2 separate regions of the Homo sapiens genome follow, and region 2 is linked to region 1. A link is a loop called in an ENCODE intact Hi-C map of the cell type or tissue named here. Cell type or tissue: PC-3. All regions are shown on one strand. Links, peaks and the distances in the headings refer to the core of each region. The heading gives the core; the rest is flanking DNA.

The links. Peaks named below come from ENCODE experiments on the same cell type or tissue, not always from the same donor. Only the 100,000 strongest peaks of a DNase experiment are listed, where the experiment ranks them.
Region 2: it touches region 1 in a loop (4-fold over the local background); 53 of 110 quality-filtered maps call a loop at or near these places.

What each region holds. Positions count from the first base shown.
Region 1 is chr20:41,183,461-41,198,954 of GRCh38, forward strand. It overlaps ZHX3 (zinc fingers and homeoboxes 3), which reads right to left. Exons shown (of 4, transcript NM_001384317.1): 4 at 1-1,741. The coding sequence ends at 1,731. It also overlaps the pseudogene RPL23AP81. Among named protein-coding and RNA genes, the nearest start is that of MIR6871, 22 kb to the left of the region's middle. In PC-3, for the core only: no CTCF peak of the experiment used is centred there; no DNase peak of the experiment used is centred there.
Region 2 is chr20:41,320,421-41,335,914 of GRCh38, forward strand. It overlaps the pseudogene ADI1P1. Among named protein-coding and RNA genes, the nearest start is that of ZHX3, 10 kb to the left of the region's middle. RefSeq lists an enhancer at 9,425-9,474 and a silencer at 13,645-13,871. In PC-3, for the core only: no CTCF peak of the experiment used is centred there; a DNase peak (open chromatin) is centred at 9,271; H3K4me3 peaks cover 264 bases; H3K27ac peaks cover 1,768 bases.

The sequences.
Region 1 (15,494 bases), core at 1-8,000:
CAAAAGCAAGACCTCTCCTGGAAGGCAGAAGGGGCCACCGCCATGCTTGTCCTTGGAGCCACATGAGCACGGTGCCCTGCCAGGTCCAGTTCCCTGGGTAGGGGAGAAGGACGGTCCCTAAAACACCACCAGTGCTTCTTGCCCAAAGCCCTTGCCCTCTCTCTGGGGTCTTCTAGCACTGTCACTCTGCCCAGCCCAGGAGGTGTCTGTGCCCACGAAGCCTGGTACTTGTGGCTTGGCACTCTGGGAAGCAGGTGGTTTCTAAGAAATGAGCGGAGCTACAGGTGGACAGGTCTTTAGTTCGCCCCTCTTTACCAGCTACTCTCAGAGCAACCGGTCTTGGGGAAATTGAGGATTTACCATTTAGAACAGCTCTGTAAGCAAGTTTTCTAATTTTCAAAGGCACCATTTCCTGTAATTTTCTCAATTCAAAAAAGGACATGAGGGTTAGGCTAAAGTAGAGTTCTTGTTTCCAAGTTTGGGGACATAAATATAAAACTTTAAAAGCATCCTCACAAGGACCAGTGATGCCCAGCACCCTTGGGCATGCATCCAGCACACCGGCCAGACCCTGGGGTGGGAGCCACGGGCACTCTGGGTGTTCTGCCAGGGATCTCTGCATGCAAGTCTTTGTGCTAAAGACCACCCTACCTCTGATAATTCCAAGAAGTCAACAAATCCCTCCAGCCTTCACCCTTACTAATGGGCCAGTGTGTTATTCCTTCCCAAACCATAGGAGGCTCTGAAATGAGTGTGGAGAAAGGGCTCTGAAAACCGCAGTGGTCAAAGCTTCAGGCTGTGGCTATAGATTTCCACTTACGTCCCTACCCCATGTCTTTTTTCCATCTTTCTCTCACTCCAAACATGTCTAGATTAAAAAAAAAATGCAGGCACATAGGTCAGCACATTAGGCTTAACAACAAATGTTTCTTTAGTTGATCTGATAACTGAAAAGTTATGGTCCATGATTCAAACTCCCATGAAAAAGCAGAATTACGGTAACAACTAAAGAGAATGGTAAAGCATCCAACGCTAATCACATTGCCAGTCCATTTTTTGAACTGAGGGTTACAGCAGGTTCTGCACTGAGTAGCCCACAAGGCAAAGCAAGCCTGACATGAAACGTAGCCGGTCATCACTTAATGCAGCAGAGATCTCTTCAAAGGTACTGCTTCCTTGAGGAACACAAAGGGGGCACAAAGGGGTTCCAGACGTAGCTTTGTGCCTATAACTTCCCTGCCTGACTGTGGAAGGTGAGGGGCACCTGTGACCCAGCAATCCCCAGAGAACAGACACAGGTCATTTTTAGAGATGACGTAACTGACAATGCACTGCTTGGCTAACCAAAGTTTCTACGTAATGACAGTGTTGATAATCTGATGTTTTATTTAACATATAGAGGTGGATGTATATGTTAAAAGCTTGATTCTGTGTCTATGAATATGACTATGAACTCTGAACTATTTTATCCATTGGAAGGTAAAGGAAAGGTCCTACATTGTGGGAGGAAGAACTGATGAGAACCCCATCTTGCTTGCTGCTTGCTTGGTGGTGGGCAGGCCGAGGGTAGCGGCAGGCTCTGGGCTGTCTGCGAGGATTCTGGAAGCTCTCCCAGGTGCCCAGCAGCCGGGCATGGGAACGGCATGTGGCAGCAGAGAGTCGGGTTTGGCTCTTCCACGTGGCAGGCGGTTTCCCAGACTGGCCAGTCCTTCACATTAATCAGATCAAATTCAGTCTGTTTCTGAGAAGAAAACACATGCCTGTCACTCTACGGCAGCTGCCACCACCTGCCCCCCAGGCAGCCTGGTCCTTGCTATACCAGGGTGGCATCACTGGCTTTGAGGACCTCTTAATTCCATGAGCAATGAATGGCCTTCTGCCACCCACTCCCCCACCCTCCAGCCTGAGGGAATGTGGGTTAAGGACAGGATGCTGGCTCAACCTTGTAAGGCCATCAGACTCTCTGAGAGACCCTGCTAAACCCTAGGCCTAGCAGCAGGAGCAGTGGTTTGGCCTCTCCAGGCCCACTAAATCCCCCTAGCTCCCCAGGCTTCCGCCACCACCGTCTCTGGAGTCCTGTCCTAAAATGCTTCATCCTGCCCTCTCCTTCCAGGCTCTCCAGAACATACTGTTCCAATATAATAGCAGCTGGGTCTAGTTCTGATATGTATTCTACTGATGTCTTCACTTCATTTGTAACTTGCAACCCTAACATCAAAGTCAAAGTAAGGCTGATATCAGAGAGGTTCATCATCTGTGATTCATAAAGAAATGGTCCTTAATTGCAGCTGGCTGAGAAAGCCATGAGAAACCAGGTACAGATAAACAGATTGGCCCTTCCTGTACCCACAGTTACCTGTCTCAGACAGAAGAGAACAATGCCAATGGCAATGGCCACCCCCTGCCATTCCTGCTCTGTCCCACAAAGGACAGCAACATGTCACTTTGTGTTGGATTTAGTAGCTGAGGGGAGCCAATGCTTGTCATTCAAATCCACTCATCACATTTCCATGTTGACTTTAAGAAAAAAACCATGGTAAAATATAAATAACATAAAATTCACCATTACGACAATTTTAAGTGTACAATTCAGTAGCATTAAGTACATTTACAATGTTATAAAACCATCACTCTATTTCCAGCAATTTTTCATCATCCTAAACAGAAATTATATATCCATTAAACAACAACTCCCCATGTCCTCCACCCCTTAGGCCCTGGTAACCTCTATTTTACCTTCTATCGCTATGCCTTTGCCTATTTTAGATACCTCATGTAAGTTGAATGGTACAATATTTGTCTTTTTGTGTCTTGACATCTCACTTAGCAAAAATGTTTTCAAGGTCCATCCATGTTGTAGGATATATCAGAATTTTATTCCTTTTTTGGCTGAATAATATCTTACTGTATGTACACACACATTTTCTTTATTTATCTGGTGGTAAGTACTTGTTTCCGCCTTTTGGCTACTGTGAATAATGCCACTAAGAACACTGATGTACATGCATATGTGAGTCCCTGTTTTCAGTCCTTGGGGCGTATACCTAGGAGTGAAATTGCTGGATCACATGGTAATATTCTATATTCACCTTCTTGAAGAACCACAAAGTCGTTTCCCAAGGAGCTGTACCATTTTATATTCCCACCAGCAATGCACAAGGGATCCAGTTTCTCCACATCCTCCCAACACGTTGTTTTCTCTGGGTGTGTGTTTGTAACAGCCATCTTAAGTGTGAAGTGGTATCACGCTGTGGTTTTGATTTGCATTTCCCTAATGCCAAAGGTTCGTCTTTTCATGTACTTATTGGCCATTTGTATATTTTCCTATGAGAAATGTCTAAATCATTTGCCCGTTTTTGAATTGGTTTTGTTGTTCAGTTTTAGGAGTTCTATACATATTCTGAATATAAATCTCTTATCAGATGTATGATTTTCAGCTCTTTTCTCCCATTCTGTGGGTTCTTTCATTCTTTTAACAGTGTTCTTTGAAACACAAAAGTTTTAGATTTTGACGTAATCCAAATTATTATTTTCTTTTGTTGCCTATGCTTTGAGTGTCATACATAAGAAATCATTGCCTGGCCAGATGGGGTGGCTTGCACCTGTAATCTCAGCACTTTGGGAGGTTGGGGAGGAATGCTTGAAGTCAGGAGTTCAAGACCAGCCTGGGCAACATAGCAAGATCCTGTCTACACACACACCCACACACAAAATAGTAATAATAAAATTAGCCAGGTGTGCACACTTGTAATCCTAGCTACTCAGGAGGCTAAGGTGGGATGACTGCTTGAGCCCAGGAGTTTGAAACTGCAGTAGGTTTGATTGTACCACTGCACTCCAGCAACAGAGCAAGAACCTGTCTCAAAAAAAAAAAAAAAAAAAAAAAAGTAATAATTGCCTAATCAAAAATCTGGAAGGATTCTATTTTCTTCTAAGTATTTTATAGCTTTAGCTTTTTTTAGTTCTTTGATCTATTTTAAGTAAATTTCTGTATATAGTACAAGGTAAGAGTATAATTTCATACTTTTGCATGTATATATCCAGTTTCCCAGCACCTTTTGGTGAAAAGACTGTCTTTTCCCATTGAATGGTCTTTGCACCCCTGTCAAAAATCAATTGACCATTACGTGGGGATTTCTGGGCTTTTTATTTTATTCCATTGGTTTTGTATGTCTCTCCTTATGCCAGTACCACACTGTTTTGATTACTGTAGCTTTGTAGTACAATTTGAAATCAAGTGAGTGTGACTCCTTCAACTTTGTTTTTTCTCAGTTTGTCTATTTGGGGTCCCCTGAGATTCTATATAAACTTTAGGATGGATTATTCTTTTATAATTGATAGTTTACATATTTATGGGGTACATGTGAATATTTTTTACATGCACAGAATGTGTAATGATCAAGTCAGCATATTTAGGGTATCCATCACCTTAGTATTTATTATTTCTGTGTGTTGGTAATATTTCAAGTCCTCTATTCTAGCTACTTTGAAATATACAATATGTTGTTGCTAACCATAGTCACACTAGTCTGCTATTTAACATTAGACTTTGTTTCTTCTATCTACTATAAGTCTATACCCATTTACCAACCTCTTTTCATTTCCCCCTTCTACTCTCACACCCTTCCCAACCTGTGCTATCTATCATTCTATTCTCTATCTCCATGAAATCAAGATTTTTAGCTGCCACATATGAGTAAGAACGTGTATTTGTCTTTCTGTGCCTGGGATATTCCAATGAACATAATGACCTCCAGTTCTATTATTTTTTGTCTTTTTAATAATAGCCATTCTAACTGGGATAAAATGACATCTCATTGTGGTTTTGATTTGTATTTCCCTTTTGATTTGTGATGTTGAGTGTTCTTTAATATACCTATTGGCCATGTGTATGTCTTCTTTTGTGAATTGTCTATTCATGTCTTTTGTCCCCCCACCCACCCCCACCTTTTTTTTTTTTTTTTGGACACAGGATCTCGCTCTGTAACCCAGGCTCTGGAATGCAGTGGCACAACCACGGCTCACTGCAGTCTCAACCTCCTGGGCTCAACTGATCCCCCCACTTCAGCCTCCTGAGTAGCTGGGACTACAGGTATGTGCCACTACACCCGACTAATTTTTGTAGAGATGGGGTTTCACCATGTTGCCCAGGCTGGTCTCAAACTCCTGGGCTCAAGTGATCCACCTACCTCGGCCTCCCAAAGTGTTGGGATTATAGGTGTTAGCCTCTGTGCCCCACCTTTTGCCCACTTTTTAATATGATTTTTTGTTGAATTCCTTATATATTCTAGATATTAGTCCTTTGTTGGATGAATAGTTTTGCAAATATTTTCTCCCACTCAACATATTGTCTCTGTGCTGATTATTTCCTTTGCTATGCAGAAGATTTTTAATATAGTTCCCTTTGTCTATTTTTGTTTTAGTTGTGTTTTTGAGGTCTTAGCCATAAAATCGTTGCTCAGACCAATGTCCTGAAGTGTTCTGCACTGTTTTCTTCTAGTAGTTTCATAATTCAAGGTCTTATATTTAAATCTTTAATCTGTCTTAACTTTTGTATATGGTGAGAGATACAGGTCCAGTTTTATTCTTTTGCTTATGGATATCTAATTTTCCCAGCATCATTTATTGAAGAGGGTGTCCTTTCCTCATTGCATGTTCTTGGCACCTTTGTTGAAAATCAGCTGGCTGTAAATATGTGGCTTTATTTCTGGGTTCTATTTTCTTTTCCTTTGGTCTGTGGGTCTATTTTTATACCAATACCATGTTGTTTTGGTTACTATAGCCTTGTGATATATTTTGAAGTCAGGTAATGTGATGCCTACAGCTTTGTTCTTTTTGCTTAGGATTGCTTTGACTATTTTAGCTCTTTCGTGGTTCTGTACAAATTTTAGGGTTTTTTTCTACTCCTGTGAAAAAATCACATTGGTATTTTGATAGCAATTGCATTGAATCTGTAGATTGCTTTGGACAGTGTGGCCATTTTAATATTAATTTTTCCAATCCATAAGCTTGGGATGTCTTTCCATTTGTGTCCTCTTCAGTTTCTTTCATCAGTGTTTTACAGTTTTCCTTGCAGAGATCTTTCACTTCCTTGATTAAATTTATTCGTAAGTATCTTTTTTTATTTTTGGTAGCTATTGTAAATCAGATTACCTTCTTGATTTCTTTTTCAGCTATTTTATTATTGGTGTATAGAAACTCTGATTTTTGTACGTTAACTTTATATCCTGCCACTGTGCTGAATTTGCTTACCAGCTTTAAGAGTTTTGGTGGAGCATTTTTGGTTTTTCTAAGTATCAGATCATGTCATCTGCAAAAAGGGACAATTTTTCTCTTTTCCAATTTGGATGCCTTTTCTTTCTCTTGCCTGATTTCTCTGGCTAGAACTTCCAGTACTATGCTGAATAGGAGCGGTGAAAGTGGGCATCCTTGTCATGTTCCAGTTTTCAGAAGAAGGATTTTCAGCTTTTCCCCATTCAGTATGATGCTAGCTGTGGGTTTATTTATGGCCTTTACTATCTTCTTTCTATGCAGTTTTCTGAGTGTTTTTTTTTTATCATGAAGCAATGTTGAATTTTATCAAATGCTTTTTCTGTTTATTGAGATGACCACACGATTTTTGCTCTTCATTCTGTTGATGTGATGTATTGCATTAACTGAATGGTGTATGTTAAACCATCCTTGCATTATAATTTTTTGAGACAGAGTTTCGCTCTTGTAGCCCAGGCGGAAGCACAGGGGTGCAATCTTGTAGCCCAGGTGGAAGCACAGGGGTGCAATCTCGGCTCACTGCAACCTCTGCTTCCTGGGTTCAAGCAATTCTCCTGCCTCAGCCTCCTGAGTAGCTAGGATTACAGGCATGTGCCACCATGCCTGGCTAATTTTGTATTTTTAGAGATAGGGTTTCACCATGTTGGCCAGGCTGGTCTCAAGCTCCTGACCTCAGGTGATCTGCCCACCTTGACCTCCCAAAGTGCTGGAATTACAGGCATGAGCCACCATGCCCAGCCAAGGATTATTGATATGTGAGGTTTTGTTATTGTTATACTGTTGTTTTCTAGTTGTTTTATATATTTTTTTCCTTTTTCTTTTGTTTGGCATTGTACTCTGGTAGTTTTCTGTAGTGGTAGCATTTGAGTCTTTTCCTCATCTGTGTGTTTGCTTTGCCAGTGAGTTTTATACTTTTGTGTGTTTTACATAGTGTTAAATGTCATGTTTTCACTTCCATGTTTAGGACTCTTGTGAGCATTTCTTGTAGGGCCAGTCTAGTGGTGATCAATTCTCTCAGCTTTTGCCTGTCTTGGAAATACTTTATTTCTCCTTCATTTATGAAGGATAATTTTGCTAGACATAGTATCCTTGGCTTACTTTTTTTCCCCTTCAGCCCTGTCAACATATTATCTCATTTTCTCCTGATCTGTAAGGTTTCTGCTGAAATCCACTGTTAGTCTGATGGGGCTTCCTTTATAGTTGCTTACACACATTTCTCTTGCTGTCCTTAGAATTATCTGACTTTAGAGAGTCTGACTATAATGTGCCATAGAGAATACCTTTTTGCACTGTATCCATTTAGAGGCTATCAGGGCCTCCTATATCTAGATGTCTAAATCTCTTGTGAGATTTGGGAAGTTTTCACCTATTAATATTATTTCATTAAATAGGTTTTCTCACTCTTTCATTTTCTCTTAACCCTCTGGGATCCCAATAATTTAGATATGTAGTTGCTTTATTGTGTCCCATATGTCACAAAGGCTTTGCTCATTTTTTATTCTTTTTTATTTCTGAGTTATGTCAAAAGACCTGTGTTCTAGCTCTAAGACTTTTTTTTCTGCTTGATCTAATATATTGTTGAAGCTTTCAATTGTATTCTGTACTTTGTTTCATGAAGTCTTCTATTCCAGCATTTGCTTTTTTATGACATATATCTCTTTGATAAAATTATCATTCATTTCCCAAATTGTTTTTCTTTTTCACATTCTCTTACATCTCATTGAGCTTCCTTACACTCAATAATTTGAATTCTTTTTCTGGGATTTTGTGAGTTTATTTTTTATTGGAATCTATTGCAGGAAATTTATTGTGTTCCTTCTGAGGTGTCATATTTCCTTGCTTTTTCATGTTTGTGTCCTTATGTTGATATCTGCACATCTGGTGTAACAGTTGTTTCTTCTAATTTTTTGCATTTGCATTTGTAAGGGAGGACTTTTTCCTAGACGTATCTATGGTGTTGTTTGGGTAGGACACTTTGGCTTTGATTCTTGGTATGTGCAGTAGTGTAGTCTCTGTATGATTTCTTTGGCTATAAATAGCATCAGTGGTATCTGTGATTTCCTCAGTGGCTGAGTAGTTACTAGTGGAAGCTATGGTAAAATTTTGCTAAGGACTGGAATGCCAGGTGGGCCATTCTCCAGGCACCAGTGGTAGCAGCAGTGGACAGAGCATGCCTGTCTTTGGACCTCAGAGGAGCATACAATGGCACCAGTGTTAGTGGGTTCAAGCAGGCTGATTCTTGGGCTTTCGGGTGGCTTACTCAGATGTCAGTAGTGGCAGCAGTTCCCAGGCATGTGATCAGGTTCTCAGGCCCCTGGGCAGCTGGCGTGGCATGGGAGATGGCAGTGACAGTGTTGAAATGACCCTCTGGGTCCCAAGTGATATGTGCTTGTGTTGGCAGTGGCTGCAACAGGCTGGGCGGCCCATTCTGCAGGCCCACAAGTGGTACATACAGGTAGTAGTGGCCAAGTGGGTAAGCCCCAACCTCAGGTACCCAAGAGGAGTATTCAAGTGCCAATGGTGGTGGACTAGGCTGGACAATCCCCCAGCCCCTAGACTGTGTGCTCTGGCCACGGAGGTGGTGGTGTAAAGCCAGGCTGGGCAGTCTCATCTTCAGGCTCCCTATGATGTGTGCAGGTGCCAACCAAGGTGGGCAGGTGCAGGGCAATCCCTAGGCCACCTTCAGAATGCTTGGATAGGGAGTGGCAGTGCTGTACTACTACCTTCCATTGGAGAGCACAGGGTTGCTGGCCAGTGGGGAATGCATGTGCCACTCACACCTCACTCAGCTCCAGTGGCACTTGTGCCTCAGCCCCTGCTATGGTAGCTGGCACCATAGTTGTACCTCAGCCACAACAACAGGAGCACATGCCTTGTAGTGCTTCAGCCCCAGCTGCAGTAACCCAGTCACTTATGCCTCAGCTCTGGGGAAAACAGTCTGCAGTTCTCTTACACCTCAGCCCTGGCACTCAGGGACTCCAGGACAGTGTACAGTCTTTTGGGGGGTGGGCTTTAAATGGCATCTTGCTGTAGCTGTTTTGTTCTCAGGAAGTGTGGGGGACCCAGTGCGAGCTCCGTTCTGGAGCAGTTCCATTGAACAATCTCCTGGCACCTCCTATGTTAAGTTTCAGGGACTGCAAGGGCTGAGGAGCTCTCCCGTGGCTAGAACTGCAGAATCCTTTCATGGTGGAAATGTGGACCACTGAGGGTCTCTCACTTACCTTTTCCCCATGCTGGGGGGTCTCTCTCAGTTCCCAGCCAATCCCAGCTGAACAGGCTGCCTTGCTTCTTTTTCCTTCCTTACTTTGTTTCCTGTCTCTTTTCCGTGAATTCCAGTGTTCTGTCTTGGATAATCTATTCAAAGTGTGATTATCTACTCTCTATTTTTGTTCTTAATGGAAGAGGCGAGTACAAAATGCCTCTAGTCAGCCATTTTGGTTGGGTCTTCCTGGATTTTCTTATTTCTGTAAAAATGCGACTATGCTTTTGATAGATTTTACATTGACTCTGTAGTTTGCTTTGGGTCACGTCTACATCTTAATATCAATCCATGAACATGGGATATCTTTCTATTTATTTAGGTTATCTTTAATGTTTTTCAGCAACATTTTGTTGTTTTCAAGATACACTTCTTTGGCCTCCTTGGTTAAATGTATTCCTAAGCACTTTTTCTTTTTGATGCCCTTGTAAATGATACCATTTTTAAAATTTTCTTTTCAGATTGTTCATTGCAAGTGTATAAAAATACGACCAATTTTTTTAGACAGATAGGGTCTCACTATGTTGCCCAGGCTGGCCTCCTTGAATTCCTGCCTCAGCCTCCCAAGTAGTGGGACTACAGTTATGTCACTGTGCCCAGCTAAATACAAATGATTTTTTTTGTTTTTATATCCTGCAGCTTTGCCAAGTTCATTTATTAGCTCTTAACTATTTTTGTGTGTGTGTGGATTCAAGTTTTTTTTTTGTTGTTGTTGTTGTTTTTGTTTTTTTTTTTTGAGAAGGAGTCTCGCTCTGTCACCAGGCTGGAGTGCAGTGGCATGATCTCGGCTCACTGCAAGCTCTGCCTGCCAGGCTCAAGTGATTCTCCTGCCTCAGCCCTAACCCTGAGACTAAAGGCACATGCCACCATGCCCAGCTAATTTTGTATTTTTAGTAGAGACGGGGTTTCATCATGTTGGCCAGGGTGGTCTCGATCTCTTGACCTTGTGATCCACCTGCCTTGGCCTCTCAAAGTGCTGGGATTACAGGCGTGAGCTACCACAACTGGCCTCAAGTTTCTACATATATGATCATGTCATCTGTGAACAAAGATAATTTTACTTCTTCCTTTCGAACTTGGATCCTTTTATTTATTTTTTTTGCCTAACTGCTCTGGCTAGAACTTCCAATGCTGTTTTGAATAGATGTGGCAAAACTGGGCATCTTTATTTTATTCCTGATCTCAGGGGAAAAGTTTTCGGTCTTTCCCCATTGTTGAGTATGATGTTAATTGTGGGCTTTTCATATATGGTCTTCATCATATTGTCATATTCCTAGTTACTGAGTGTTTATTGTCATGAAAGCAAGTTGACTTGTTAGATGCTCTTTCTGCTTGAATTAGGATGATGTGTTTTATTCTCTTTATTCTTGTAATGTGGTGAATTACATTGATATTCATGTGCCAGGCAATCCTTGCATTGCAGGGATAGATCCCTCTTGCTCATGAGGTATAATCCTTTTAGTATGCTGCTGAATTTGGCTTGCTATTTTGTTGGGGATTTTTGTATCTATATTCATAAGAGATATTAGTCTGTAGATTTCTTTTCTTGTAGTGCCCTTGTCTTGCTCTGGTGTCAGGGTAATGGTGACCTCATGAGTTAAGAAGTGTTTACTCCTCTTCAATTTTTTTGGAGGAGTTTGAGGAGAACTGGTGTGTTAATTCTTCTTTCAATATTTGGAAGAATTCACCAGGGGTCCTAGACTTGTCACTGTTGGAATGTTTCTGATAACAATCTTCTTACCAGTTATTGATATATTTTGGTTTTTTATTTATTTGTCAGTTGATTTTGGGAGAGTGCGGGTTTCTAGGAATTTCATCTAGGTTACCCAATTTATTGGCACATAACTGTTAATAGTAGTCTCTTATAATATCATATTCATGTGAAAATATCTTATATTCATGTGAAAATGTAACATCCCCTCTTTCCTTTCTGATGTTAGTAATTTAAGTCTTCTCTTTCATTCTTATTTAAAGGTTTGTCAATTTTGTTTTTTCAAGAACCAACTTTTGGTTTCATTGATTCTCTATATCTGCTCTAACCTTTATTTCCTTCCTTCTGGTAACTTTGGGTTTCATTTGCTCTTTTCTAGTTCTTTAAAGTGTACATTTAGTTTACTGATTTGAGATCTTAAAAAAAGTTTTTTTAAGACATGGGGTCTTACGCTGTCACCCAGGCTGGAATGCAGTGGTGCAAGTATAGCTCACTATAACCTCAAACTCCTGGTAAACAATCCTCCCACCCCAGACACCTGAGTAGCTGGCACTACAGGAACATGCCACCACACCTGGCTTATTTTTTACTTTTTTGTAGAGACAGGATCCCACTTTGTTACCCAGGCAGGTCTCAAACTCCTGGCCTCAAGTGATCCTCCTGCCTTGGCCTCCCAAAGCACTGGGATTATAGATGCAAGCCACCATGCTCGACTGAGATTTTTTATTTTTTGAGAAGGAGTTTCGCTCTTGTTGCCCAGGCTGGAGTGCAATGGTGCGGTCTCAGTTCACTGCAACCTCTGCCTCCTGGGTTCAAATTATTCTCCTGCCTCAGCCTCCCAAGTAGCTGGGATTACAGGTGCCTGCCACCATGTCCACCTAATTTTTGTATTTTTAGTAGAGACAGGGTTTCACTATGTTGGCCAGGCTGGTCTCGAACTCCTGACCTCAGGTGATCCACCCACCTTAGCCTCCCAAAGTGTGGGGATTACAGGCATAAGCCACTGCGCCCAGCGTAAGTTCTCTTTTAATGTATGCATTTACAGCTACAGATTTACCTCTTAGGATTGCTTTCACTATGTGTCATAAGTTCTGGTATGCTGTGTTTTCATTTGTCTCAAGGTATTTTTTACTTTCCCTTATGATTTCTTTGACCCATTAGTTTTTAAATAGTGTGTTAATTTCCACCTATTTGTGTATTTCCACTTTTTTATTTTCAATGTCTAGTTTCATTCCACTGTAACTGGAATGTACTCTGTATAATCTCAGTTTTTAAAAATGTATTAACACTTGTTTCATGGCTTAACATACGGTTTATCCTGGAGAGTATTCCATGTGAATTTGAGAAGACTGTGTATTCTGCTGTTGTTGGGTGGTATTCTGCTTATGTCTATTTGGTCTAATTTGCTTAGAGTGTTGTTGAAATCCTCTATTTCCTGATTGATCTTCTGTCTGGTTTCTATATCCATTATCGGACATGGAATATTAAAGTCTCCAACTATTTTTGTCTTTCTCCCTTTAATTCTGTCATTTCTGTTTCATATGTTTTGGAGCTCTGTTAGGGGTATATATATATATAATATATATAAATAAATATATAAAAATAAATATATATTTATAATAAATATATTTTTATTTCATATATAAATATATATCTTATAAATATATATATTTATATAACATAAATATATATTTATATATATTATATATTATATATAATATATATTTATATAAATATATATATTATATATAATATATTTATATATAATATATATTTATATATTATAAATATATATTATATATTATAAATATATATTATATATTATATATTATATAAATATTATATATAATATATATTATATATAATATATATAAAAATATATATATTTATATATATAAATATTTTATCAATATAATATCCTTGTCTCTTGTAACCTTTCTTGATTTAACATTTATTTTGTGTGCCTTTTTCAAAAGAGGACACTGGAGGTGAAGAAGGAAGCTCTTGACTCTCCTAAAGCTGATCCCAAAGTGAAGGCTTTGAAGGCCAAGAAGGCAGTGCTGAAAGGCATCCACACAGCCACCAAGAAAAAAAAAAAAAAGATTCACACATCACCCACCTTCCTGTGGCCCAAGACATTATGACTCTGAAGACAGCCTCAATATCCTCAGAAGAGCACTACCAGGAGAAATAAGCTTGACCACTATGCCATCATCAAGTTCCCAATAACCAGTGACCACTGAGTCTGATGTGAATTAGATAGAAGACAACAATACACCTGTGTTCACTGTGGATGTTAAAAGCCAAAAAGTACCAGGTCAGGCTGTGAAGCAGCTCTATGACACTGATGTGGTCAAAGTCAACACATTGATCAGGGCTGATGGAGAGAAGAAGGCGTATGTTCAACTGGCTCCTGATTACAATGCTTCTGAGGTTGCCAACAAAACTGGGATCATCTTGGCTGAGTCTTGCTGGCTAATTCTAAATTATATATATATAACATGTTATACATATATTTTATATATAATTGTATATATTTAAAATACATATATATTTTATATATAATTGTATATATTTAAAATACATATATATTTTATATATAATTGTATATATTTAAAATACATATATATTTTATATATAATTGTATATATTTAAAATATATATTTTATATATAATTGTATATATTTTAAATATATTTTATATATAATTGTATATATTTAAAATATATATATTTTTTTTCTCCAGAAAAAACAGATTATTTTGTCTGGTGATAATATAGCCACCTCAGCTGTCATATGGTTACTATTTTCTAGGTGTATCTTTTTCTATCCTTTTACTTTCAACCTCCTTGTGTCCTTATATCTAACATGAGTCTCTTAAGACAGCATATAAACACTATTTGTTTAACTCCAATCTGCCAATCTTTGTTTTTAATAGAAGAGCTTAATCCCTTTACATTTAATGTGATTACAGATCAAGGATTTACTTCTGCCATTTGGCTATTTGTTTTTAATATGTCTTATATGTTTTTGATTCCTCAATTCCATTACTACCTCCTTTTGTATTTATTTGATTGTTCACAATGTACTGTTTTGATTCTGTTTTTACAATGCACTAATTTGTTAGTTTTACTATTTAGACAGATTACATCTTACATTCTATGCCCATTAATATAGATTTATAATTTTTTAATGAATTTGTCTTTTAAATTATAAAGCACAAAGAGAAAAAGTTATAAACCAAAAGTACAATAGTACTGGCTCTTATATTTACCTCTAAAGTTATCTTAACTAGTGCTCTTTTTTTTTTTTTTTTTTTTTGTGATGGAGTCTTGCTCTGCCCCACCCAGGCTGGAGTACAGTGGTGCGATCTCGGCTCACTGCAAGCTCTGCCTCCCAGGTTCAAGCGATTCTCCTGCCTCAGCCTCCCAAGTAGCTGGGATTAGCACCACCAGGCCCAGCTAAGTTTTGTATTTTTTGTAGAGATGGGTTTTCACCATGTTGGCCAGGCTGGTCTCAAACTCCTGACCTCGTGATCCACCCGCCTCGGCCTCCCAAAGTGCTGGGATTACAGGTGTGAGCCACGGCACCTGGCCTATTTTTTCTTATGGCTTCAAGTTTCTGTTCAGTATCCTTTCATTTCAGCATGAAGGACTCCCTTTAGCATTTCTGGTAGGGCATGTCTACTAATAATGATCTCCTTCAATTTTATTTGGAAATGTCTGGATTTCTCTTTCATTTTTGAAGAATAGTTTTGCCATATACAGAAATCTTGGTTTAGAGGTTTTTTTTTTTTCTTTTTTTCACGACTTTAGATATGTCATCTCACTGCCTTTGGGCTTCCAAGATTTTTGATGAGGAATCGGCTGTTAATCTTGTCAAAAATTCTGTGTGACGAGTTGCTTCTCTCTTGCTGCTTTCAAAATCCTGTCTTCAGGTTTTGACAATCCTAATATAACATGTCTTGGTGTGGATCTGAGTTCATCCTGCTTGGATTTTATTGAGCTTTTTGGATGTGTAGATTCATGTCTTTCATCAGATTTGGGAAATTTTCTATCATTATTTCTTTAAATATTCTTTCTGTCCCTTTTCTTTTTCTGCGATTCCTATATGAGTATATGAGTATGAATATACTAATGAATATAATAACTATATGAATATATGAGTACATTAGTATGCTTGATGATGTCTCACAGCTCTCTCAGGTTTTTTTTCCTAAATATTTTTTTTCTTTCTTCTCCTTTGGATAATTTCA
Region 2 (15,494 bases), core at 4,570-12,569, 140 kb after region 1:
TTCCAGGCAGAAGAAACAGCCATTTAATACCAGTGTTGGGGGGTATGTCACAAATGATATTTACACACAGAGGCATATTACTTTCCTTTAAAAAAAATTAAGCAGATTTCAGGTAATCCCTATAATAATGTCATTTGCACTCACATTCTAATGAGCTTTCTCAAGCAGTAAGGAAACTGCTAGTATAGTTAATGCAATAGTTACCACCTGACCTCTGTTTTATTGGAATGGGCTACACCTGTGAACTTTTTGTGCCAGGGTCCAGAGGCAAAGAACTATCTGAAGTTTGCTGGCTGCAAGGACCAGAAACCCATCAGACCAATTCAAGGAAAATAAAAGGGGACTTTATCTTTAGGCTTTGGGTGGGATGGATCTCACAGAGGCCAAGGGAAATAATTAGCTGGGATTTTGGATGGGCTGGAAGCAGAGTAAGGGGAGCCAGTATGACTCCAGCAAACTTGTTTTCTCTGCCTCCAGGTATTAATAATACAATGGGAAATGTGTCTACCAACCTCTCCCAAGTATGAGATACAATTCCAACTACCCAGAGACTAAAACTCCCTAATCATTCTAATCACAAAATCATGTAGAAAAGGCTCTAACTGACCCAACTTGTGGTAGGTACTCTCCTCCAGAACAGTCATGCCAGCTTACAGGCATGAAGTTCACCAGGAAGCCACCTCTGTGAATCAAGAAATGGCCAATTACCAGGAAAAGGGAAATTGTTTCTAGCTGAGGCGGTATCTTGAAAGAAGTCCCTCACAGAACTGCTGGTTCCACATAGTGGCAAAACCCCTGGGAAACATTTGGTAGTGACACAGGAAACAATTGTTGAGTTCTTGATTTCTGCATAGTAGGGAGGCCTTTTTTAAGTGGCAATAAAAAAAAAAGTTGTTTTTTTTTTGTTGTTTTGTTTTGAGACTGTGTCTTGCTCTGTCACCCAGGCTGGAGTGCAATGACATGGTCTTGGCTCACTGCAACCTCTGCCTCCCAGGTTCAAGTGATTCTCCTGCCTCAACATCTCAAGTAGCTGGGATTACAGGCGTGCACCACCACGCCTGGCTAACTTTTGTATTTTTAGTAGAGATGGGGTTTTGCCATGTTGGCCAGGCTGGTCTCGAACTCCTGACCTCAGGCAATCCACCAGCCTTGGCCTCCCAAAGTGCTGGGATTACAGGCATGAGCCACCATGCCTGGCCTGAAAGCTGTTTTTTTCCCAGCAAAAAAGGGGACAAAAACTGGGATGCTCTCCATAAGACCTCTGTAGGCACATGATAGGATTGTACTTCCTTACAATAGCTTGGATTTGTGAATAGCCATGTGACTTTCTTTGGTCAATAAAATGTGAGTAGAAGTACAGTCACACATTGCTTAATGACAGGGATATGTTCTGAGAAATGTGTGATTAGGTTATTGCTTCATTGTGCAAACATCATGCAGTGTACTTACACAACTTAGACGGTAAAGCCTACCATACTGAGGCTATATGGTATAACCTATTGCTCCTCGGTTACAAACCTGTACAGCATGTTACAGTACTGAATATTGTAGGCAGTTATAACACGGTGGTATACATCTGTGTATCTAAACATATCTAAACATAGAAAAGGTACAGTAAAAGTAGGGTATAAAATATTTTAAAATGGTACACTTGTACAGGGCACTTATGAATGGAGCTTGCAGGACTGGAAGTTGCTCTGGGTGAGTCAGTGAGGGAGTTGTGAGGGAATGTGCAGACCTAGTAAATTACTGTATGCCACTGTAGACTGTATACACACTATACACTTACTGCTAAATTTTTTTTCTTGAGACAGAGTCTCGCTCTGTTGCTGAGGCTGGAGTGCAATGGCGCCATCTCGGCTCACTGCAACCTCTGCCTCCTGGGTTTAAGCAATTCTCGTGCCTCAGTCTCCCTAGGAGCTGGGATCACAGGTGTGCACCACCATGCCAAGCTAATTTTTTATATTTTTAGTAGAGACAGCGTCTCAATATGTTGCCCAGACTGGTCTCAGACTCCTGGCCTCAAGTGATCTGCCTGCCTCGGTCTTCCATAGTGCTGGAATTACAGGAGTGAACCACTATGCCCGGCCATACTTACACTAAATTTAGTTTTTAAATGCTTTTATTTGGCTAGGCACAGTGGCTCATACCTGTAATCCCAACACTTCGGAAGGCCGTGGTGGGAGGATTGCTTGAGGGCAGGAGTTTGAGACAAACTGGGCAATACAGTGAGACCCCCCATCTCTACAAAAAAATGTAAAAATTAGCTGGGTGTAGTGGCACATGCCCATAGTCTCAGCTACTCAGGAGGCTAAGGTTGGAGAATCACTTGAGCCCAGGAGTTTGAGGCTGCAGTGACCTACGATCATGGCACTGCACACTAGCCTGGGTGACAGATGGAGAGCCCATCTCTTAAAAAAAAAAAAAGGAAAGGAAAATAAATAGGTAAAAAAAGATTTTCTTTAATAATTATCTTTAGCTTACTTTAACTTTTTTAGCTTATTGTACTTTTAAATATTTTTAACTTTTTGACTGTTTTGTAATAACACTTAGCTTTTTTTTTTTCTTGAGACCATCTCGCTATGTCACCTGGGCTGGAGTGCAGTGGTACAATCTCAGCTCACTGCAGCCTCAACCTCCCAGGCTCAAGCAATCCTCCCATCTCAGCTCCCCAAGTAGTTGGGAAATAACACTGAACTTAAAACACAAACCCACTGTACAGCTGTACATTTTCTTTCTTCATATTTTTGTTCTGTAAGCTTTTTTTCTTTTTCCTTTTTTTCTTTTTTTGAAACAGGGTCTCATTCCAACGCCCAGGCTGGAGTGCAGTGGAGTGATCTCAGCTCACTGTAACGTCCACCTCCCGGGTTCAAACAATTCTCCTGCCTCAGCCTCCCGAGTAGCTGGAATTACAGGTGTGTGCCACCATGCCTGGCTAATTTTTGTATTTTTAGTAGAGACAGTGTTTCACAATGTTGGCCAGGCTGGTCTCAAACCCCTGACCTCAAGTGATCCACCCGCCTTGGGTTCCCAACTATAAGCTTTTTTCTATTAACTTTTTTTTAACTTTTTAAGCTTTATTGTAAAAAGACGTATTAGCCTTGGCCTACACAGGGTCAGCATCATCAATATCACTGTCTTCTACCTTCATATCTTGTCCCACTGGAAGCTCTTCAGAAGCAATAATATGCATGGAGCTGTCAACTCCTATGATGAAAATGCCTTCTTCTGGAATCCCTCCTGAAAGACCTGCCTGAGACTATTTTACAGTTATTTTTTATAAGTAGAAGGAGTACACTCTAAAATAATGATAAATAGTAAACACATGAACCAGTAACATAGTCATTTATTACAAGTATCAAGTTATTTGTATTACCTGTATCATGTACTGTACATAATTGTATGTGCTGTACTTTTAGACAACTGGCAACACAGGTTTCTTTACATGAGAAGCACCACAAACCTGTGACTAACGTGTTGCACTCTGATGTTATGATGGCTATAAGGCCACTAGGTGACAGGAGTTTTTAGTCTCCATTACCATCTTATGGGACCACCACTGTACATGCAGTTCATCACTGACTGCACGTACAGTGTTGCACCATTGTATATGCAAAACATCATTGTGTGGTGTATAATTCACCATACATCACTCCCAGGTCCAAAGCTAAGTCTTGAGATATTTGTACCCCCATGTTTATAGCAGCATTATTCACAATAATCAAAAGGTAGAAACAACTCAAGCATCTATTAACAGATAAATGGGAAAAATATGGTATATACATATGAAAGATTATTTAATCTTTAAAAGGAATTAAATTCTGACATGCTACAACATAGATGAAACTTGAGGACATTTTTCTAACTGGTTAAGTAAACCAGTTAGAAAAAGGCAAATATTGTATGACTCCACTTATGTAAAATACCTACTATAGTCAAATTCATAGAGACAGAAAGTAAAGTGGTGGTTGCCAGGGGCTGGGGGGAAGGGAGAATTGGAAGTTATTGTTTTATGAGTATAGAGTTTTGGTTTTCCAAGATGAAAAGAGTTCTGGAGATTGGTTGCACAACAATGTGAATGAAGTTAACACTAGTGAACTGTTCACTTAAAAATGGTTAATACAGGGCCGGGCACGGTGGCTCACACCTGTAATCCCAGTATTTTGGGAGGCCAGGGTGGGTGGATCACTTGAACTCAGGAGTTCAAGACCAGCCTGGCCAACATGGTGAAACCCCATCTCTACAAGAAATACAAAAATTAGTCAGGTGTGATGGTGCTCACCTGCAATCCCAGCGACTTGGGAGGCTGAGGCATGAGAATTGCTTGAACCTGGGAGGCAGAGGTTGCAGTGAGCTGAGATTGCACCACTGCACTCCAGCCTGGGCAACAGAGAGAGACTCCATCTCAAAAAAAAAAAAAAAAAGTTAATACCTAGATTTATGTAGATTTATGTAGATTTTACCGCAGTTTAAAAAAAATAAATAAATCAAATGGGCCGGGCGGCTCATGCCTGTAATCCCAGCACTTTGGGAGGCCAAGGTGGGCAGATCACGGGGTCAGGATATCAAGACCATCCTGGCCAAAATGGTGAAACCCCATCTCTACTAAAATACAAAAACTTAGCTGGGCGTGGTGGCATGCACCTGTAGTCCCAGCTACTTGGGAGGCTGAGGCAGGGGAATTGCTTCAACCCAGGAGGCGGAGGTTGCAGTGAGCTGAGATCACACCACTGCACTCCAGCCTGGTGACAGAACCAGACTCCGTCTCAGAAAGAAAGAAAAAAAATCAAATGGAGATAATAAAATGGAATAAAAAATACTTGGCTACTCCAAAAGAAGGACAAAAAAATTAAACAGGGACAAAAGCCAGGTAGGACAAATAGATTTTTTTAAATAGCCAGATTATATACTTAAATGGTTTGAAATCATATCTGTAATTATATTAAATGGGAATGGACTAAATATTCTAGCAAAAGGGGAAAATTAACAAACTGAAATTAAAACAAACAAACAAGACTCAACTATTTGACGCTGGCCAGGTCTGGTAGCTCACTCCTGTAATCCCAGCACTTTGGGAGGCTAAGGCAGGTGGATTGCTTATGACCTAAATACACAAAATAAAACTATAATCATGGCCTGACATACAGAAGATACTCAATAAATATATCTTGAATGAATGGGTGCATATATGTGATATGTTGCTCCAACTAAACTTCACTTATTCAATGAACAGCCAAACCAATTTTTTTGGATATGGACTTAAACATGAAAGGTAAAACAATAAATTTTAGATGATAACATACAATAATATCTTCATAACCTCAAGGTAGAAAAAGTTTTCTTGGCCGGGCGCAGTGGCTCAAGCCTGTAATCCCAGCACTTGGGAGGCCGAGGCAGACGGATCATGAGGTCAGGAGATTGAGACCATCCTGGCTAACATGGTGAAACCCCATCTCTACTAAAAATACTAAAAAAATTGCCGAGCATGGTAGCGGGCGCCTGTAGTCCCAGCTACTTGGGAGGCTGAGGCAGGAAAATGGCGTGAACCCAGGAGGCCGAGCTTGCAGTGAGCCGAGGTCGTGCCACTGCACTCCAGCCTGGGCAAGAGCGAGACTCCGCCTCAAAAAAAAAAAAAAAAAAAGAAAAAAAGTTTTCTTAAACAGAACAGAAAAAGCACTAGCCATAGGAAAGATCGATAAATTGCACTTTTTTTTTTTACAATTAAGAACTGTTCAACAAGAGACATCACTAAGAGAGTGAAGAAGCAAGCCACAGATTTGCCATGCACATAACAAAAGTTTTATATCCAAAATATACAAAAACTACTATATAGACCAATAGAAAAATGGGCAAAAATAGGCTCTTCACACACACACACACACACACACACACACAGACACAAATCCAAACAGCCAATAAACATGTAGCAAGTGCTTAGCCTCATTAATGATGAAAATGAAATACAGCGAACAACTACTACAGATCCAGGTGGCTAAACATTCCAAGTCTGACAGTAACAACTGTTGGTGAATGTATAAGGGAAGCTCTTATACATTGCTGAAGGGAGTGCACTTGTATAAACATTTTGGAAAACAGTTTGGCATTATTATTTTTTTTTGAGACACAGTCTCGCTCTGTCCCAAGCTTGAGCGCAGTGGCGCGATCTTGGCTCACTGCAGCCTCTACCCCCAGGGTTCAAGAAATTCTCCTGCCTCAGCCTCCCAAGTAGCTGGGACTACAGGTGTATGCTGCCATGCCCTGCTAATTTTTTGTATTTTTAGTAGAGACGGGGTTTCACCCTGTTGGCCAGGATGGTCTTGATCTCCTGACCTTGTGATCCACCCACCTCAGTCTCCCAAAGTGCTGGGATTACAGGCGTGAGCAACCGCACCCAGTAGCATTATTTTAAGTTAAGCATAGGCATAGCTCATAACCCAGAAATTCTGCTCCAAAATACATACCCATGAGAAACACATGCCCAGATACAGCAGTAGACATGTACAAGAATGTTCACAGCAGCATTATTTATAATAACCCCACGTTGGAAACAACCCAAATGCCCATCAGTAGCAGATGGAATAAATTGTGATATATTCACTCAGCAGAACACTACAGACAACACTGAAAATGAGTGAAGTATAGCTGTGCACAGTACCATGGAAGAATCTGATAACGAGTGTGAAGCCAGAGAAGTCACACACACATCTTAAGACTGCCTTTCTATAAAACCCATAGCCACACAAAACCAAACATGTCCCTCCCCCACAATCCCCCACCACTCCTCTACTTATGAGACACAGAAAGAGTGGTAATAGAGACAGATTTCATGGTAACTAGTTAGGGAATCACCATTTTGTACCCAGGCACAGAAAACCAACCCCCTACTGGAATATCTCCTGCATGCAGGGATGAGGAGAGAAACTGGCCTTCGAGGTGAGGGAATTCAAGGAAGTGACTGACAGCTCTCTGCTGTGGGGATAGAGAACATTATTACGGTCAGGCCACCCTTCTGTTAGAATCCATTGTGATGACTTCAGTGTTACTTTTTTTTTTTTTTTTTTGAGACAGGGGCTCACTGTCACCCAGGCTGGAGTGCACTGTCACTATCATGGCTCACTGCGGCCTCGACCTCCCGGGTTCAAGTGATCCTCCTGAGTAGCTGGGACTAACGCAGCACCATGCCCAACTAATTTTTCTATTTTTTTTTGTAGAGACAGGGTTTCACTATGTAGCCCAGGCTGGTCTCAAACTCCTGGCTCAAGTGATCCACCTGCTTCAGCCTCCCAAAGTGGTATGATTACAAGTGTGAGCCACCATACCCAGCTACAGGGTTATTTTAATAAAGTCACTGAAAGTTAGGGGGTCATAATGACCCATTTATAGCATGCTAAACTTTCATCAGGCACTGGAGGCCACGATATGGGACAACAAGCAATTCCTGAGGTGCACTGCACATTAGCAAAAGAAGGCCATGCAGCTCTGGAAAGATTCTCAACAATAAACATAATTAAGTTTGTTGTATGTTCCTCCAGATTTTTTTAGGGTATCTAAACGTTTTTTATTATAAATATGGTATTATATTACATGTATTGTTTACCTTTTTAAAACTTAACAGTAGCTGCTAAACATCTGTTAAACATATTTTAATACATAGAGACCTACTTCATAATTTAGGGGGTGATGGAAACTTCATAATTCTGGGTGTGATTAATATACTTATTACCTTGATTGTGGTGATCATTTCACAGGTACACACATCAAAACTCAGTGTACACTTTAGATATGTGTTTTTTTGTTTTGTTTTGTTTTTTGAGATGGAGTCTCACTCTGTCGCCCAGGCTGGAGTGCAGTGGCGCCATCTCTGCTCACTGCAAGCTTCGCCTCCCGGGTTCACGCCATTCTCCTGCCTCAGCCTCCCGAGTAGCTGGGACTACAGGCGCCCGCCACCACGCCCAGCTAATTTTTTGTATTTTTTAGTAGAGACGGGGTTTCACCATGTTAGCCAGGATGGTCTCGATCTCCTGACCTCGTGATCCGCCCGCCTCGGCCTCCCCAAAGTGCTGGGATTACAGGCGTGAGCCACTGCGCCTGGCCTAGATATGTGTTTTATTATACATCAATTATACCTCAGTAAAACTGAAAAAAGGTTGTGTTTTAAATCTCTCCCCACCGTTTTTTTTTTTTTTTTTTTTTTTTTTTTTGGCACGACAGGGTCTCACTCCTCTGCCCAGACTGGAGCACAGTAGTGTGATCATAGCTCACTGCAGCTTCCAACTCTTGGGCTCAAGCAATCCTCTTGCCTCAGCCTCCAGAGTAGCTAGGACTACAGGCACGCACCACCATACCCAGATAATTAAACAAATTTTTTTTGTACAGACAGCCTCTTGCTTTGTTGCCCAGGTTGATCTCAAAATCCTGGCTTCAAGCAGCCCTCCCTCCTTGACCTCCTGAAATGTTGGGATTACAGGCATGAGCCACCACGCCTGGCCTTGTGTTTTAAATCTTTTACTGTTTTCTTCCACTTAACACTATAAATTCCATCCATGCTGTTTTATGTCTATTTCATGTAGAATTCCAAGGTATGTATCCACAACATTTTACTAACTCATCCCCTAGTTCCTTTGCCTCTAGTTCCTGTATGCCATTAACACTGTAACAAATAACCTCCTGCTTGTCTTCTTGCGGATCTGAGCAAACTTTCTTCAAAATGTATTTCCAGGCATGAGACTGCTACACTACTGAGCCCTATGCATACTTAATTTTACTCAGAACTACTGGCTTATTTTATAGAAGGGCTGAGCAAGTTTATATTCCCACCAGTCCAATCTCTTCACATGGGTTTCTGACCCTTCGCGTTGCAGTAACACTGAGACGATGGATGTTCATTCCTGGTGCCCCGATTCAATTTGAAATTGACTTCATGGTCACTGACAAATTATTCTTCAGGTTGTGGCAGGGCTGAGGCCATTTCCTAGTGACTTAACAGATGGAATTTGTTCTCTATTTTCACTTGCTTTTTAAATGTTTTCGGGGAGGGGTGCCTGTTAGAGACAGGAGCACTACAGACTGTCTTCCCTAGGCACTCCCTGGCAGCCTTCTAAGTCCCTAACTACATGGAGAAACTGCCTTGGGTCAGTGTTTTAAGCTGCAAGGAATGTTGTGACTCAGCTAGTCGTTCAGGGACACCTCGATGAACAAGGCCACGGGAAGGAAGTCATTACACAGAGAGCTGGACTGTAAAAACCAAAAATACTCTACACACCAAACTCTAGAGCAGTGCAGCAGTACATCCCATGACTCAACGGGACAGCTTCTGCCACGTGGCACACAGCTCCGGATATGTGGTGCGCAGCCCTCACTCGCGGCTCTGCTGCCGCTCTGAGCTGCTTGGAAAGTTGATGGGGTGGGGAAATCTGTGACTGTATTCTCTCTCCACCCCCTCCACTCTGACCATTGCTCCTCTCATCAGCTCCCCCTCTTCCTACTCCTTCTTTAACCCTCTTGCCCTGCAAAAACAAAAACAGCTGGAATTTAGTATTTCACACATGCTGGCAATTTAGTGGGGACACATGGAGGTCAAAACGCTGGCACTCTAGGAAGACCCTACTGATCAGGCAGACACTGGGCAACAGGTCATATCACCTGGGACAGGGTCAAGAGTACTGGGCAAAGAGGCAGCCCCAAGGAACAGAGACTTCAAGGTACAGGCAAAACCTTTAAAGATGTGGACATTCACTCACTAATCTTTATCAGAGACCTACTATGTGCCAGATGCTTTTTGTTTGTTTCTTTGAGACGGAGTCTCATTCACTGGAGTGCAGTAGCACCATCTCGGCACACTGCAACCTCCACCTCCAGTTCAAGCAATTCTCCTGCCTCAGCCTCCCCATGAGCTGGGATTAGAGGCATGCACCACCACACTTGGCTAATTTTTATATTTTTGGTACAGACAGGGTTTCACCATCTTGGCCTGGCTGGTCTTGAACTCCTAGCCTCAAGTGATCCACCCGTGTTGGCCTCCCAAACTGTTGGGATTACAGGCGTGAGCCACCGTGCCCGGCCCCAGACTGTTCTTAGGAACTGTCAGTGAAGACAGATCAGATGTCTTGTCCTCACGGGGCCTGCATTCTTTTGGAGGGAGACACACACATACCAGACATCCTCAAGAAGTGAATTAGCACTCAAGGAAGTTGTTAGGGCTACTGGAAAAGATTAGAGCACAGAGAGGTGTCTGGGCATGGTCAGGGTAGACTTCATGGACATTGGTGTGGTCTTGAGGTTAGTGAGGGAGCCAGCCAGGTAGGCATCTAGGGAAAGAAACTTCTGGGCAGAGGAAACAGCCAGTGTGCTTTTTTTTTTTTTTTTTTTTTTTAAAGAGAGAGTCTTACGCTGTCACTCAGGCTGGTGTGCAGTGGTGTAATCACAGCTCTGCAACCTTGAAATCCTGGGCTCAAGCGATCCTCCCATCTCAGCCTCCCAAAGTGTTGGGATTAAAGACATGAACCACTGCATCTGACCAAGTATACTTTTAAGTGTACTCAATAATTGGTTTCCTTTTCCTCATCTATAACAACAGTTTCTACCTTTTGTCCAGCTCCTGAGAGCCTTGAGTTCTAATCACAACAGCCCCTCACTCCCAGTGGCAGCCCTTCCATGCAGCCTCCCCTCTCTAGCCCCACTCTGCCTGTTAGCATCTGCAGCCATGGTGCAGGCCTAGTACATGGATGAGTTCCCAGACTGCTGGAGGCAGCCCCACCACCCCGAGCCCCTGGCCACCCAGTGGGCCAGAAACAGCCATGCTGGCTCAGGGTGCACTACTAAAGCTGGACACTGACAAATGAGAGAATGATCCAGAATTAGAAAAGACTCAAAGAGAGAGAAGCTACTCCTGGATAGACATAATAACCATATGTAAAGATAAATTACCAAATTATGAAGAAAAGATTAAGGTGTTTTATGGGGAGCATTTACACTTGGATGATCGGATCTGTTACATCCCGGGTGGCAGTGGATACTTTTGATATGACAGATAAAGAAGACAAGTGAATCTACATCTTCATGGAGAAAGGAGACATAACTCTCCCCACAGGAATTCGTCACCACCTCACTCTGGATGAAAAGAAGTACGTGAAGGCCATATGGCCATTCAGGGAGACCCAGTGTGGACAGCATACAATGGGCCAGCTGACCATTTCAATGTCCAGGGACAATACATGAAATTTCTGGCACAGACAGCATAGCAGGGCTCCCTGAGAACATGTACTTTGTGAAGGTCCTAAACGTAACTGAGCACAAAATCATTTTTCTCTTTGCTTTTATACGGTAAACTTGTCTTTCCTTTGCAAGATTATTTGATCAGAATGTTTTTTATCTTATTTTTATTTTTTGAGACAGAGTCTCACTCTGCTGCCCAGGCTGGAGTGCAGTGGCATGATTCCAGCTCGCTGCAATCTCCACCTCCCAGGCTCAAGTGGTTCTCATGCCTCAGCCTCCTGAGTAGCTTGTATACAGGTGCACATCATCACACCCGGCTAATAGAAACAGGGTTTCAACATGTTGGCCAGGCTGGTCTCAAACACCTGGCCTCAAGTGATCTGCCTGACTCAGCCTCTCAAAGTTTTGGGATTACAGGCATGAGCCACCGTGCCTGGCTCAGAATATTTTTTAATGAAAGGAGCAATAAAACTGATTTTTACATGGAAGCAACTGTGGAAATGAAGACAAGTCACCTTCGTTTTGTCTAATGCAATCAAGACTAGTGGTTCAGTAGCCCTGTGTTAGTACATGCACTCATCTTTAGTCCAAATGAGAGTTTCATCTCCCAAAATGTATCTCCTTAGATGTTCTATCTGGACATGATATTGTGCCTGCCTTGTAACAAGGTGCAATGGTAGATAACCAGATAGAAGACACTTTTTTTCTCCCAAAATTATACACTGAGGTGGGGAATTATACACATAGAGGGAAGAGCTCTTATGTTAGGCGACACATTCTGAGTTGCTTATGCCACTTTCTTGTTCAAAATAAAGTCATTGCTGGGCGCGGTGGCTCACGCCTGTAGTCCCAGCACTTTGGGAGGTCGAGGCGGGCAGATCACGAAGTCAGGAGATTGAGACCATCCTGGCTAACACGGTGAAACTCCGTCTCTACTAAAAATACAAAAAATTAGCCGGGCTTGGTGGTGGGCGCCTGTAGTCCCAGCTACTCGGGAGGCTGGGGCAGGAGAATGGAGTGAACCTGGGAGGTGGAGCTTGCGGTGAGCCGAGATTGCTCTACTGCACTCTATCTAGCCTGGGCTACAGAGCAAGACTCCATCTCAAACAAAACAAAACAAAACAAAATAAAGTGACTGCCTCAATTTTATGCTCATGGCTTGGCATTATCTTATATTCAAGTATATATGGTATTTTGCCTAGCTTGTTAAAATCACCAGTTTAGATTCTTTGTGTGACTGTATATGTATGTGATTAATGTGTATATTATCTGTGTTGGTATTTTTTTCAGTGCGAGTTGTCTAGGTTCTTTCACAATCAAGATTTTAACAGAATTAGTATTTTAAAATTTATCAAGAGAATTAGTACGTTATTTTTCTACTCAATTCTAAGACTCTACTCAATTCTAAGACACAATTATGCCTAGTTCGTTATAATCATAGAAAAACCCCAAATAAATTTCATGTTTTAGAAGGTCAGGTTGTTTTCTAAGTATTTTTCTAAAACTGGATGAAAATTTTTCATGTTAAAATTAATTTTTCATTACTTTCACACTGGTCTTGGGGGTCTGTTTCTCACTGCACAGAGGAAAGTCGATCCTTAAATGTTATTATCATGGTGCCTGTGTACATTTTAATCCTGAAATTATTAATTTTAGGATTAAGGCCAGGTGCAGTGGCTCACATCTGTAATCCCAGCACTTTGGGAGGCTGGGGCGGGTGGATCACATGAGGCCAGGAGTTTGAGACCAGCCTGGCCAACATGGTGAAACCCTGTCTCCACTAAAAACACAAAAAATTAGCCAGGCATGTGGCACACGCTTGTAATCCCAGCTACTCAGGAGGCTGAGGCAGGAGAATCACTTCAACCCAGGAGGCAAAGGTCACAGTGAGCTGAGATCGCACCACTGCAGTCCAGTCTGGGCAACAGAGTCTCTATCTTTAAAAAAATAAATAAAATTGTAAAAAAGGATTAAAATGTAGACAGGAACCATGATAACATAAATATCATAGGGCTTTCTTCTGTCAAATTTTACTCTGATAAAGTGCTGATCTGATTTTTTTTTATGGATTCATTTCTAAATGGTCATTGTAAAATGCAACTTCCTTCTTCTTGGAGACAGGGTCTTACTCAGTTGCCCAAGCTGGAGTACAGTGGCATGATCACAGAATCACAGTTCACTGCAGCCTCAACCTCCTGCTCTCAAGCAATCCTCCCACCTCAGTCCGCCAAGTAGCTGAGACTACAGGCACGTGCTACCACACTCAGCTAATTTTTTTTTATTTTTTGTAGAGTCAGGGTCTCACTATGTTGCCCAGGCTGGTCTCAATCTCCTGGGCTCAAGCAATCCTCCTGCCTCAGCCTCCCAAAATGCTAGGATTACAGGCGTGAGCCACCACACCTGGCCAAAGCAGAATATTATAAAATGTAACATAATCACAGGAGTGATATTCCATTACCTTTGCCATATTCTATTGGTTAAAAGCAAGTCACAGGTCCTACCCACACTTCAGTGAAAGGGATGACACAAAGGCATGAACACCAGGAGGCAGAAATGCAGGGGCCACCTTAGAGTCTGTCTGCCACTGAAGACAGTAACAATGGATCTGGAATCTGAAAAATGAGTTGGCATCAACAATGTGGACAGAGGGAGGGAAGAACTGTCCAAGCAGAGAAGGGGCAGGACGGTGAAAGCAGATGGTGTGTACAACTTATACAAAGGGCCTAGTCTAGTGACTAGCAATACCGTATCACTCTCCTGCTCAATAATCATTGATAGCTCCCCAGTGCCCATGGTTTTGCCCCATATTCAAGGTTATCTCCTTGCATTCGCTTTGTCTTCAATACCCATGCCTTCACTCACCACTTCCACCCACTTAGACTGCCTATTGCCTCCTATATTTACCCCATCTATATATAGTTCAAGGCCCAGCATAAACTGATATTCTGTAAACAATATTTCTGAATATCTAAGTGGAGGGCACTGTGCCAGATCCTCTTGGAGTTGCAAAGCTTAAGACATGGTCCACATGCCAGATGGAGGGCGGGTGGGGGCAGAAGGTACACCCCAAGAAGAAAAAGAATAGGAGGTCCCTTTGTTGAGGATCAAACCCATGGGGCAGTTGGGAAATCCTGAAGGGATTTTTAGGCCACAGAAAGCTCCACTTCCTACATTGGTTAATGATCTTTCAGGATTCCTCTCCAGGCTAGAAATTACAAACAAATTCCAAAAAGGCTGCTAAACTGACGTCTTTCCGGGAGTCGGGAACCGCACAGTTGCAATCTAGACAAGCCGGGTCACTCCTCATCTGGCACAAAAGGTACCTTTAGCAGGAGCTGCGGATGGCAACAGAAGTCTCCTGCCCTCCAGCCTGAGGGTCCCTGATAACATCCAGGAATTGTTTCCATTGGCTGGGAGGAGAGGCCCCCAGTGGCTGTGCACAGTTCTGGCCACATCCTCAGGAGAAGGAAACAAGGAAGGCAAAAGCAACCCAGCCAGGGACACAGAGCAGGAACCTCTCCAGCCGGGGGCGGAGGGGGCTGCTCCCCCAGCTCCATCTCTCACCTAGCCTAGGAAGGAGCTGCGCTTGGACCCGGCAGCCCCGACCTCGCAACCACGTACCTGCCCACTGCTCACTGACATGGCTGGGGGTTGAGCAAATGTCTTGAGAGCAAAAGCTCCTGGATTGAAGGAAGTGGGGAGGCCTGGCACCTCCTGGGTCTCTCTTCACACCCCAATTTCCATCTTCTCCAGCATTTACTCCACCTGGAAGGCAGAGGCTTTACCCTCAGCACTCACTACAGCGTCTTCCTTCGCTCTGAGGGCAGGGATTTTATACCCTTCCCACCTCCCAACCTAAACTATCCCCAGGTGGCTCAGCCTGGCCTTTGTACAAATGAGTCCCTGCACCTGGATCACTGTGCTCACCTGTCTTCACCTAATTCCAACTTACTTTTCCACTCTCTGGAAAGCATTCTCTGACCCTTCCCACCCCACTATGGGCTCCTGGGCTTGCCCCACCTCAGGTTTCATCATCTTATATTGCAATTCCCTGGCTGCTGGTCTGTTCTTCCCCTCCCCTCCCCATCCTCTAAGACTATGGGGCTCCTGCAGCATCTCTAGTGCCTGGCCCAGGCATGGTGCTCAGGAAGAACACAATCACCCTGTTGTCCTCTGTTCCTCTGCCGGGATGGGAGAGTCTGGTAGTCACTTTATCTTTTACAGCAGCAGGTCTCAGACTAGAGTGAGCATCAGAATCCACTTGGTGGTGCAGGCAGGGA